Linked DNA regions of Homo sapiens: all the other regions are linked to region 1. Evidence: chromatin contacts called from ENCODE Hi-C or POLR2A ChIA-PET data. All regions are on one chromosome and are shown on one strand. Each heading gives the region's core, a stretch centred on a gene start or an enhancer-like site at or near the end of the contact. The rest is flanking DNA. Distances are from core to core; before and after follow the strand shown. Region 1 holds the start of MIR181A1HG (MIR181A1 host gene). Region 2 overlaps MIR181A1HG (MIR181A1 host gene). Region 3 overlaps MIR181A1HG (MIR181A1 host gene).

Evidence for each region. A loop is a pair of places that touch in the nucleus more often than their neighbours do. ChIA-PET counts read pairs that join two places held with the same protein, here RNA polymerase II (POLR2A). Pooled maps may share reads with other maps.
Region 2: a loop to region 1 is called in a map of mammary epithelial cell, with 5 times the contacts of the local background. The contact joins the enhancer-like site here to the promoter of MIR181A1HG in region 1. A Hi-C loop is called at or near these places in 12 of 168 maps with a recorded cell type or tissue (A673, CD14-positive monocyte, HepG2 and 8 more), 2 of 37 single-sample maps with no recorded cell type and 15 of 50 pooled maps. POLR2A ChIA-PET finds 5 or more read pairs at or near these places in 20 of 52 experiments (A673, AG04449, AG04450 and 14 more).
Region 3: a map of mammary epithelial cell shows a loop between it and region 1 (4-fold over the local background). The contact joins the enhancer-like site here to the promoter of MIR181A1HG in region 1. A Hi-C loop is called at or near these places in 13 of 168 maps with a recorded cell type or tissue (CD14-positive monocyte, CD8-positive, alpha-beta T cell, Calu3 and 10 more) and 11 of 50 pooled maps. POLR2A ChIA-PET finds 5 or more read pairs at or near these places in 14 of 52 experiments (A673, AG04450, HCT116 and 10 more).

What each region holds. Positions count from the first base shown.
Region 1 is chr1:198,935,226-198,938,773 of GRCh38, reverse strand. MIR181A1HG (MIR181A1 host gene) reads left to right here and starts at 1,345. Exons shown (of 3, transcript NR_040073.1): 1 at 1,345-1,548. RefSeq lists enhancers at 1,045-1,094, 1,495-1,554.
Region 2 is chr1:198,901,031-198,904,863 of GRCh38, reverse strand. All of the region lies in intron 1 of MIR181A1HG (MIR181A1 host gene), which reads left to right. Among named protein-coding and RNA genes, the nearest start is that of MIR181A1HG, 34 kb to the left of the region's middle. Within about 2 kb of position 2,068, at least 5 of the 41 ENCODE cell types and tissues checked have a DNase peak (open chromatin) inside an H3K27ac peak, as active enhancers do; they include A673 and mammary epithelial cell, where a contact is called at or near this core.
Region 3 is chr1:198,879,119-198,883,151 of GRCh38, reverse strand. All of the region lies in intron 2 of MIR181A1HG (MIR181A1 host gene), which reads left to right. Among named protein-coding and RNA genes, the nearest start is that of MIR181A1, 22 kb to the right of the region's middle. Within about 2 kb of position 1,776, at least 8 of the 41 ENCODE cell types and tissues checked have a DNase peak (open chromatin) inside an H3K27ac peak, as active enhancers do; they include A673, CD14-positive monocyte, HCT116 and 3 more, where a contact is called at or near this core.

The DNA of each region.
Region 1 (3,548 bases), core at 96-2,595:
CCTCATCAATGAAATCAGCAAAATAGAATAATTGACTCATTAACAGTTGTGAGAACTGAATGAGGGGCTCTAAAGGGTTTTGCACATTACTTGCCATACAGTAGGAAGGAACCTATAAGTGACAACCATCATTATTTGGAAGGACACATACCTAGTTGGAAAAAGTAGGTATGGAATCAGCCACTTGGGTTCAAATCCAGGCACTACCATGGTAGTAAAACATTTGAGTCTGTTTTTGCCGAGGAGAAATGAAAGTAGTCAAACTTATTCTATGGGTTGTACAATTATTGAATTAAATGAGAAGGTAACTGGCTCTTAGTAGGTACGTAAGACAGAGCAAACTAGTATTTATTTCAATGTTTCCTTCATTTATTTTGCATAACACGGTGGATCAGTGTTATGAAGAGAGTCACTACTGTCAGAGGCTACATTCCTCACCTTTAACATAGGGAATGTGAGACTTGATGACTTCTAAGGTAGTTTACAGCCTCTAAATCTTTACAAACACATTTAAGTATTTTTAAGGAATTGGGTGAATTAAAGAATCCTAGCAAAACTAAAAATACCTTCTGACTGGCAGTTTCTGGACATTCTGCCTTACATAAAGTGGTAAATTAAAGAGTGACTTTGATGGAGAAATATATTTCTTCTTTATCCCTTCTTAGTTAAAGCCCCTTATTTGATTTGTTTTGATATTGTTGCCTTTTATTATTTCCCAGAGTTATTTCTAGCCCTCCTTTCTCCAAAATGTAATAATTACTCAAAAGTTAATTCTGTTGTTGGTGTCACTAATGGACAATTTAGTTTATTAGTTTAGAACTACAATAAAGTCTCTGTAAATGTAAAAATAAAATTTGAAAATGCGTCATTGAAAATAATTGATTTTGTGCTTCAAAACATGACAGTTCTGCAAAGGAATATGATGATAATTTACTTTCTGTCACTTCCAAGGTTAACTGAAGGGAGAAAAAAATACAAAAAACATTTTTTCTGACAGGCAAACAGGCAAATTATAGACAAAACTGCAGGGCAGGGGGATAAAAAGAAAAAAGAAATCTTAAAAAAGCTGAGCTTCCAATCACCTCCCACCAGTCTCTGTGAAGGATGACTTCAGTCCCTTTCTTAACTAATTCTGTCACTGTAAAATCCTACAGTCATTCTTCCACACATAGAGGACAAATAAGCTCAAGAGGAGGATCTAGATGCTTTCAGTTTTAACTATTCACCAATGGTGGAAAAGGCAGAATGCCTAAGCTATGTCTTTGTGGCCAATAGGATAGCTCTGTATCTCTCACATGACTCACTGCCCCTGTCTTTCACATGGGCTGTAATTTAGTTCAATTCAGAACTGCAGATAGTACAGCTTCCACAGGAGCAAGGGATGTCTGAGCACAAGTGGCTGAGTTCCGAGTGACTTTATGAAGCACTTTCTACCTTCCTCTCCGGCATGAAAACAGGGATTCTGCACCTGCATCATGGACAGTCTGGCAAAAGCCTCTGCTCTGCCTCCGGGGACAAGAAACTAGAGCAAATAACCGTTTTGAAATTGTAAGTATACCTTTCTTTCCGTCAAGTGTACTGATTAAAATAGTTTTATGTCATAAACATCCAATATTTGAAGATTTCTTAAGGGTACTCTTTCATGTGTATATTGAAGGTTATTCAGCTGGCAGGAAAATATTCCAGGGACAATTGTTGCATACTTTATTCTGTTGAGGATAAAGAATTAAAAATAAAAGTCAGGCATTCCAAAGAGTAGCTGTAGGAGGCTGTGCGCTGGAACATCGCTCTAGTGTGCTGCTTTGTTCATAAGAAAAAATGAAGGCACACGCATATGTACTTAGTTCACTTCTTTTTGCTCTTTATGTCTAATCAGATTTGCTCTGTCCCCAAGAAAAATAAAAGACAAACTTTGCTGACTCCACTGACAAGGGCACCATAGACTTTCCAGACATCTGACAGTTATTATAATTAGCTATGAAAGACTGCAAAGACACTTGGGGGCAAATAGCTCTTAAATTCTGAACAATGGCTTCAAGCCAGGGCTTTATATGTTTTTTTAACCACCACTTTTAATTTTATAATAAGGATAGAGACTGAACTGGTTTCGGTGTTGTAGTCCACACAATGTGAAATAAAGTCCCAGCAGAAGTGAAGGCGACTGAAAGTGGCCAGTGTAAAGACAGAAGGAAAAGACAGCTTTCTGTCTTAGGATCTAGCCTTCCATGTATAAAGATTTTTTTTTTTTTTGAAATTCCTAATAGGGTGGAGTGAGGATGTGGGGGTGGGGAGGAAGCATGCGGAAGCTTCTTTATAGAAGAATGCTTGAAGAATAAAATAATTTGGCATTTCTTCTTTCTAGCAAGCAAAAGATATGATTAGCATCTAAGTTCCTTACATTCATAGTGAGGTTTTTTGATGGAGTTCAAACAGAAGCAACATACAATGCAGTTTTTAAATTTATAAAATAATTGGAAACAAATGGATAGAATGTTCCTGCATTACTGCTTTCTTTTTATATTCAGCTACAGTAATCTAGCAATACATTATGCCTTTACTTTTAGAATTATCCACATCCTTAAAAAGTTATAAGCTAAGTCTTATAAGAAATTAAAAGGCAAATCACACCAGTGTGATTATGACTGATGAAGATTTTGAATGACAAAGCCTCCAACAAAAAGAGTTTGTGAAAAACATTGTCCTCCTCATTTTTAAAAGAGAATATTAACTCCATCAATTATTGAAAGGAATTATTCAAAGGCTCCAGACATAACTAATTATGGCTTAAAGAGAGCTGCCAGAGCAGAGCCTGTGTTCTAATTATAAAAGTCCAAGACGTTAGGATTCATTTTCTTAAGGAGGGCTTGAAAATAAATACAAATTTTCACATAATCTTATAAAAATACACCATTTTTTTTCTTTGTCTGCTCTCATGTTATCTACACCTCCCCCACCGCCGCCCACTGTGTGCTGAGACACCTGAAGGCTAGACATAATGATCAACAGAGCTCCAGCCTGTCTGGACTCCAGCCAGATTTTTTTCCCCTTCTACAATCAAGGAGCTTGCACGCAATGCATGCCGAGCCTATTCCACTGCTATGTGCAGATCCGGGATGGAAGTCTTACACATACTGCGGAAAGATTAAAGACAACAATATCCCCTTTCTCTTACCCTAGACAGCCTCAATTTTTAACCCTTTCATTACCTTTGAAACCAAGACGTCTTACCCATTCAAAGGCAGGTCTCAAGGGACTTTGCAACTCCCGCACCACATCATACAGATGCACATGCCTCATTTGGTGTAGAAATCTCATCTCAACAGATCTTATCAGAATATTTTAGGAACTAATAGTGTGCTAACTAAACATAATGTAATTTGTTTGTGTGGGGAATGCATGTTTGAATGAACTTATGCTGCATGAAATCTGGAACAAGTCAAAGGTCTGTCGAAAGATTCTTGCAAACCTTGCAGAAGGTTATATACCATTTCTGATGATGCTGTTCTTTAAGCATCTTTCTCTCTCTCTCTCCTCACACACACACATAC
Region 2 (3,833 bases), core at 819-3,318, 35 kb after region 1:
TCAAGAATGGACTTTCACAATCTTATAATAATTTTTTTTAAAATTGTCTTTCTTCATGTTTACTTGATAGTCTGGAAAATCTATATTCCAGGAAATAATGATTTTCTGCCTAAATGTTAAATGTCTAAATAGCCAGAGATCATTTTCAAATAGTAAGCAGTGGGATAAATGATTGTACTCTGCAAGTATGTGTTTACATGGTCAGAAATATATAATTAATAATCTTGGGCTTTGAGGTTTTATGTGAGTATTGCATAAGTGTATCCAAACCGAGCTACTCTTCTGGAATAACCATACAATGCTGCATTGTTTTCTTTTCCCATGTTTCTGTGTATATGTTACTGTTTCAGTTTCATTTGTCAGCAAAAGTCTGTTTACCAGGCTTCCTGTTATTAATTATGGGAAACAGGTTTTCTTGAAATATACAAGAGACTCTTTAAACTCTTGTCCAGACACTTCAAGGCAAGATATTGATGATTCCGTCCATGTTTGTACAAATCTGGAAAATGAATTTAAATACATTGTTGCTTCACATAACCTACAACTTCTTATTTCCCACAGAGGGGGTAAAAAGACAAGTAATAAGAAACAAATCACAGCAGCTTCTATCCTGGTTACTAGATACTGAGATAACAGAGTTGGTTACTTTCTTCATTTGCCACAAGGATTAATTAACAGATCACAATGTGAATTCTGAAATCTAATGGCCCACAAAAATAAGTTGCACAGATCGACTCAAATTGTAAAGTGCTGAAAGACAATGAGATGTATTCTAATGTAAATATTCTCATAAAGAGACAAAAATACTGACCTGATTATTGGTGTATTACAAAGCTTTTCATATAGAAACATCTGGTCAGTCCGTCTAGCTCTCTCTTTCTCTCTCTCTTTGAAATGGGAAGAAATATACTCGCATGCATTAAAATTATAAAGGAACCAAAACATCTGGAAGTTTTAGAAGAAAAGCAAAATAGTTATGGGGGAAATTCAGATTAAGAAATGCAGATGTTTAATTGGGCTGTCAGTTTTGTTACAAGGAAATAAGAGCAGAAATAACCAGAAGCCACTGGTGGAAAATTAAAATAGTTTCATGAGCCCTTGCCAAGCTAAAAGCAATGAAATCGGTAACACAATATGGACAGGGGCTTTCTAAACTGAGATCTGAAAATGTTACCATGTGCAATTTTGTAAATTAGCCATTTCCAAAAAGTCTTTTTCATTAAAGCACAATAAAAGTTTTTCAGACTCTCCTCTCTTTGGTCATTAACATTGGGCAGTTATTCGGGGTTTGGCTTTCATCAATGACAAGCTCTTCCCCGCACCCTCCTCACCCCCTTTCTAAGACCTTCTAATACTGCTGAGTGGCCAGAAATTACAGATGCAAGAAAAGCTGACAAATGACTGCCAGGCCCCTCCCCCAGTGCCTAGACAGTCAAAGCCCCTGCCAGAACATGCCTGAAAGCAGCGCTCCTAGAGACAAAGACACAAAGATTCCATTTTCTCAGTGAAAATAGATTTCATGTGTAAAACACTAGTGAGAAAAATTGAAAGCTGACACATATGTGCAATTTCAGAGAGGCAGGGCTGAATAATTCAAGATTGAAATTGCATTTGATTGCATCAAAGCCTAACAAATGTTGTTTAACCTAAAAGTCTTTTCAGTCTGTAAAAAGACATTCAGTGGCAAGATATTTTATTTTTTTTTTTAAGCACACGGCTGAAAAGGAAAAGGAATATTGAGCTCAGTAGAGAGATGTTGATTATATACTACTGTTGGATTAGGAATTAACACTGGCTCACATCACAGGGTCTACAAAATAAGGGGGAAAAGTTTTTTTAAAAAAACCATTAAATCAAAGGGTTCTGAAAGATAATATTAAATCCTTATGAGTATGTTTCCTATAAAAAGAATCCCCTCCCAGCAGCCCCAGGGTATCATTACTGGAGAGGCAGCGAGTGGTTTATTAGAGATTCAAACCTGGCATCTGAGCCTTGCCAAGCATGCAAGTTTTAGCTTGTGTGCCCAGGGCCTTGGCTTCTGCAGTCCCTTCTTCTGGCATCTAACAGTGAAGGCCGTCTGGTCGGCCTCCACACCACACCAGGCAGTGTGTAGGTACAAAGCCTAGGACTGGGAGACAAAGAAAGTTTGTCATTTACTAAGGAAGATTACGCTTTTCTTCCTGTCCGCTTACATATTCACCCAAATCCATTCAGTATCATTTTGTTCTTAACAGATAGGCTCAACACTTACAGAAAACTTGGCTTAATATGTTTTAGAGAGTGTTAGACCCCTAACAGGTGAAAGTATAATTAATAGTAGCTGGCAGGAGTAGTAGACCAAGAAATTGCACTGGGGATATTTTAATTAAAAAGAAAGTTTTAAAACAAATTTTTTAAAAATTGAGAACACACTTTGTTCACTCTCATCCCCTTCCTAGCTCCTGAATTTCTTAAATTTCTTTGGTCAATAGGAGGATCAGACAGAGAAAAGAGACTAAGAAATTACTTTATAATCTAATGAGAGATAATTGAAAGGAAATTGAAAGGAAAGAGAATATTAGGTAAACCCTATGTCTGTTAAATGTTTTATACAAACCCTTAAAGTCTCAGAGCAACATTCATGTCAGGATACATTTTCAGTATCATTTCGAATCTAAGAAGAATACTATGGAGTATTTAACCAAGGTGTTTAAAATATTAATTAATAAAATTAATATTTCATTTGAGATATTAAAATAATGTGAGTATTCATCTATTTGTTTATCAAATGGGAGCACTGGTTTGGGAATTTGGACTTTTTAGCCCTATTCAGCTACTCTGAAATCTTACTGAGTTTTAGAGCCTTAGTTTATCTGTCTGTAATATGAAGAATTTTGCCAACTGAAGAAAATGGGGACTAAATCTACAAAGCCAGCATTGACTACAAAATGCTAATATGTGGAGTTGAAGAGAGTGTGCAATACTTTTGTTGTCTTTTAAAACTTTTAAGCTTAATATGCAGAACAGTTCAGTGTATTAATAAGGACAGGAAGTCCCTGGTGAATACAGTAAAATAAATCAGTCCAAAGCTATGTAGTCACTACACCAAAGACCAGTTGATTTGTGTATTTGTTCACTTTTCAGAATGTTTCACATGCTATAAAATTAAATCTGATACTCTGTGACTTTTAATTTCTTAAAGTATATCTGCTTTATTTATTTATATTTGTTTACATGATTGGTTGATATTAACTCACCCTTCCTTTTTTAGTCATTTCACTACTAAGTATATGTACACAGAATAGCTGAGTGAGCCAGTGTGAACCAGAGTGACCCAAAAATCCATCCAGAAAATGCGGGCAAGATTATGCCCTTTCCCAGACTGCCAAGCGCACTGCCTCTGCCTTGGAAGGCAAGAACAGCACTGGATGACATGTGAAGCTTTTCAATACACTTCCTTGCGTTTCAGCCAACAGGGTCATTCACACATCTTTAGTTGTGCTTCCTAAGCAGTCTCTAGAGCTTTGAATATAGAATATCATGGGAATAAAACATATTGTAATATAGAAAATGTTCAAGAAAAAAGTAATAGAAATGCATTCCTGCAGAGATATGTAATGACTAACCTAAGAAGGTCATCAAACTTATAAATTCTAAGCAGTCTCTTACAGTATTTTTTTAAGCAAAATATCAGGATTCTATACTTCAATATTGAAAAGAAAAGAAACAGATTTGTTTGTCTTTATTTAGCCCAATTGAAGGGGGAAAAACCACACTGCTTAATCACATTTAATATTTTCTTATTTGAAAATTTATTATCATAGACTAGAAGAATGATTTTAACATAAAATAAT
Region 3 (4,033 bases), core at 527-3,026, 56 kb after region 1:
TTAAATGTGGAACTATGAAATAAATAATAGTTCACATAATAATTCATAAAATATGAATGGTACTCTTTTAAAAAAGTCCCAGAACCCCTTCCTGTATTTCTCTTAAAAAAACGCAATACTATTACATCTTTGTTGTTACAAGAGTGTTTATCACCTTTACAACTACTGGGCTTCATTTTCAACTAAAGAGATCTATATTCTAAACCTATCAGTAATACCTATGCTATAACAAGCTCTTATCAATGCTCATATAGTGCCTGTCTCCTAGAGCATACAATTTTAGATTCATTTTGCTTTTATTAAATTGATTTCACTTCCTCCAACATTTTTATTTCATTAGCGCAAAACAAAATGGAGCTTAATGATTCCTTAAAGCTGAAATAAAGGACAAAACATTTTGTTGGTAAAAAGTAGTTGGTAATAATGCTAAAATATTTTCAGATACAACTAAAATGGAGTTGACTAGAAAAAAGAGAAACGTAATTTGGATATGAACATTAATTTAAAAATGCAAACATTTTGAAATATTAGTACAACACAATTTTATTTCTGAATGAGAATGGTTATTTGTCTTCATGTCTTCATCATTTAAATGAATAAACTTTGTTTTTCTTATCATGGAACAACTAATTGCATTGAAGTTTTTCCACATAAAATAGAAATAGTTATCTCTCAGACATCAATTTTGTAAGAAGCCTGCTGCCATTGAGCACTGATATAGTCATTTATTTTGGAAGAGCTGCATTCTGACTATGAGAAAATACTTCTCCAAGATCAATTTGCCTTAAAGTTTGGGAAGTGGCCATTCTTTTATATGATACTCTTCCTCCCACTTCAAAATATTTACTGTAAAAATATACACAAAATGTGAGACCCAAAATGTTTTAAAAACTTGAACAGTTTGGAGGCAACCAAGACATATATTCTAAAATATTATGAAGGCAGGTGAATAAATAAAGGCTTCGATTTAAAAATATGGAAGGCAGTCAAGTAAACAAAGAAAGAAAAAGAACAAAGTGGGGAAATAATACAGGTGTCTGTGGTTGTCATTGCTCAGAATATGAGGATCTGTTTGGAAAAGGAAAATAAAGCATATTGACTTATTAGTTCACTTCTAAAAATACATACTACTTAAAGCAAGGCAATTATATAATTTAAAAAATAGATACATATGCATATTACTAAAATATATACATATATAATATAAAATTACATATATACATACAAATCAAAACCATCAGTGCAATAATTCGTTTGCTTTTTAGAAACAATCACTATCATATGCAATTAATTTCATGTTTGAATACAGTATATTGATAGGCACTACAGTTGTTTCTAGAATGAAGTCATTATTTTATGTTGGTAATGTGGTTTGGCTTAACGTAGTTAAATTTAAATTTAACTAAATATACTTAAGAATTAACTCAAAATTTTAGATTTGAAAGTACCTGAAATTGTCCAATATGGTCAAAGTCTAGACATTACTTCTTTGCATTTGCATTTTACATTTTTTTCTTTTTGACTTATCTGTTTTGAAGTGGATTTCTACTAAATTTCCGTACTGCATTTTATATGGTGTTGCTGGAAACTATGTATTGATTTTTTTCCTATGGCTTCTGTGGTAGAGGAACTAATGTGCAACTGACCTTACAAATGATATTCAACAACTCTAGAGGAAAGACACATCTCCAGTTAAAAATGAAGGGTGCACATGGGTTACTCAACATGTGAGTCATCAAGAAATGCAATACTGTGCAATGACTGGTGAATCACAGTCTCTAAAGGAAGCTTTTTGAGATTTTTACACAGATGGCTATGCAAAGCATAAATAAGTGTGAGGAGGAAGGGAAAAGAAAGGAGGGAAAAAATAAATGTGTGGGAGGACAGGCAACTGCAACTTTCATTGTTCTTTATTTTCTTGACCATTGAACTAACTACTTAGATAAACCCTACAACTCTTCTCTTCAATTGCCATTACATGTCCACATAGCCTTTTAAAAACTCTAAATTTCACCTCATTCGATTTAGAATTTTTTTTTTAACTTTACACCTTGTAAGTGATTTGGGGAATGAGTTTCTGTGTTGTTTACATAATGCTCTTGTCTATGCTGTGATAGGCTGCGTGAGAGCAGGAACCCCACGCCTTACAGTCTACAAAGACCCAATACAGGATAGAAAGTAGAGGGGAGGAAGGAAGGCCTCCCAAAGTTATTTTTACACCTTTATAATTTATTCCAATAAATTTTTAAACTCTGTCTCTTGCTTCTCCACCTTCACTTGTCACAATTCAAATCAAGTTGAAAATATTTTAAAATAACAAACTGATTGGCTGGGTGCAGTGGCTCACACCTTAATTCCAGCACTTTGGGAGGCTGAAACAGGAGGATTGTTTGAGCCCAGGAGTTCAAAACCAGCCTGGACAACATAGGGCGAACCTATCTCTACAAAAAAATACAAAAATTAGCTGGGCGTCATGCCATGTGCTTGTGGTCTCAGCTACTTGGGAGACTGAGGCCAGATAATTGCTTGAGTCAGGGAGGTTAAGGCTGCAATGAGCTGTGGTCACACCACTGCACTTCAGCCTGGGAAACAGAGTGAGCTCCTGTCTCAAAACATAAATAAATAAATAAATAAATAAATAAATAAATAAATAAATTAGAAGCTGATTAACTTTTACTGTAACCCATACAGTAGATGTATCACTGACCATGTAAAATATATACAACTCAGATAACTTTGTGTTGCAATTGTCTAGACATTCTGCTGCCCACAGAATCAGGTCCACACTCCCTTCCATGGTATTAAAAGTTGTTCATATTCTGAGCCCAGAAAATTTAGCAGCTTCAAACATCCTTCTTCTCCCTCTACTCACTTTGTTTTTCAGTGACACCAGTCTAATATTTATGTGCTCTTTTTCTAACATATGAATTGTTATACCAAGTTGCCCCCCTTAATAACCCTTTTTTTCTCACGTGCCTTGTCTGTTTCTCTTCACAGATAATGTCTACTCATCTCTTTGGTAGATAAGAACTATTCAAACCTTTCCAGAGTGTTTTTGGGGACTTAATATTTAAAGATACGATACCATAAAAAGAGAAAAAAAGATTTAGGGGTTATCTAGCCCAATCTTTTCATTTTGTGGCTAAGGAAACTGAAGCACAAAGAAAGAATACTGCCCAAAGTCATACAGTAATAAATTATACAATCATGACTAACTATCTATGACTTGCCAGTCTCTATAGCAGTGATCACATGAGCCTTTGATTCAGATGGTTCTGGCCTTAACCTTGAGAACTTCTGGACGTTACCTCATGTAACCTTTCTGAATCTAAATTAAAATTGGGAATAAAAATATCCAGAATAGTGATTTGTCTTCCGTGATTACCAGTTCAGTCATTTAATCTACCCACAACATGTTCTTACTTTCCGAGAGAACTGGAAGCTACCGTAACAGCAGAAGATATTAATTAGAACACAGATTGTGGTGGTATACATATATACATGTATTTTTTTTTCAAATTCAAATATTAAGCCCACTACTTACCACCGTGGTACTCTGGGCAAATTAGTTAAATGTGTGTCAATTTCCTCATTGGTAAACTGAGAATAATTAATTTGTTTAATGCATTCAAACATATTTATTCAGAGATTTCTATTCTAGGCTATAAGGATTTAGTTGTAAACCACACAAATAAAATACCCGTTGCAATGGAGCTTCCATTCTGGTAGTAGGGGACACATAATAAACTGACAGACTAATGATACCCGTCTTCTCCTACCTGCATAGTGCATGTGCATGTGCTGTCTTCTTCCTGGAATTTTCTTCCCACAGAAATCTGAAGAGTTAGCTCCCTCTCACCATTCAAATTCTTGTTTAAAAGTCACCTTCACTGGTTACCTACTTTAAATTTAAATCCCACCCTCATCACAGTTCATATTCCCTTTCCTGTTCTATTAGTTTTCAAGTGTTAGTCCTATTTTTTTTCTAATACACCACGTCTTTTACTTATTTATCTTTATGTTTCATCTTTCT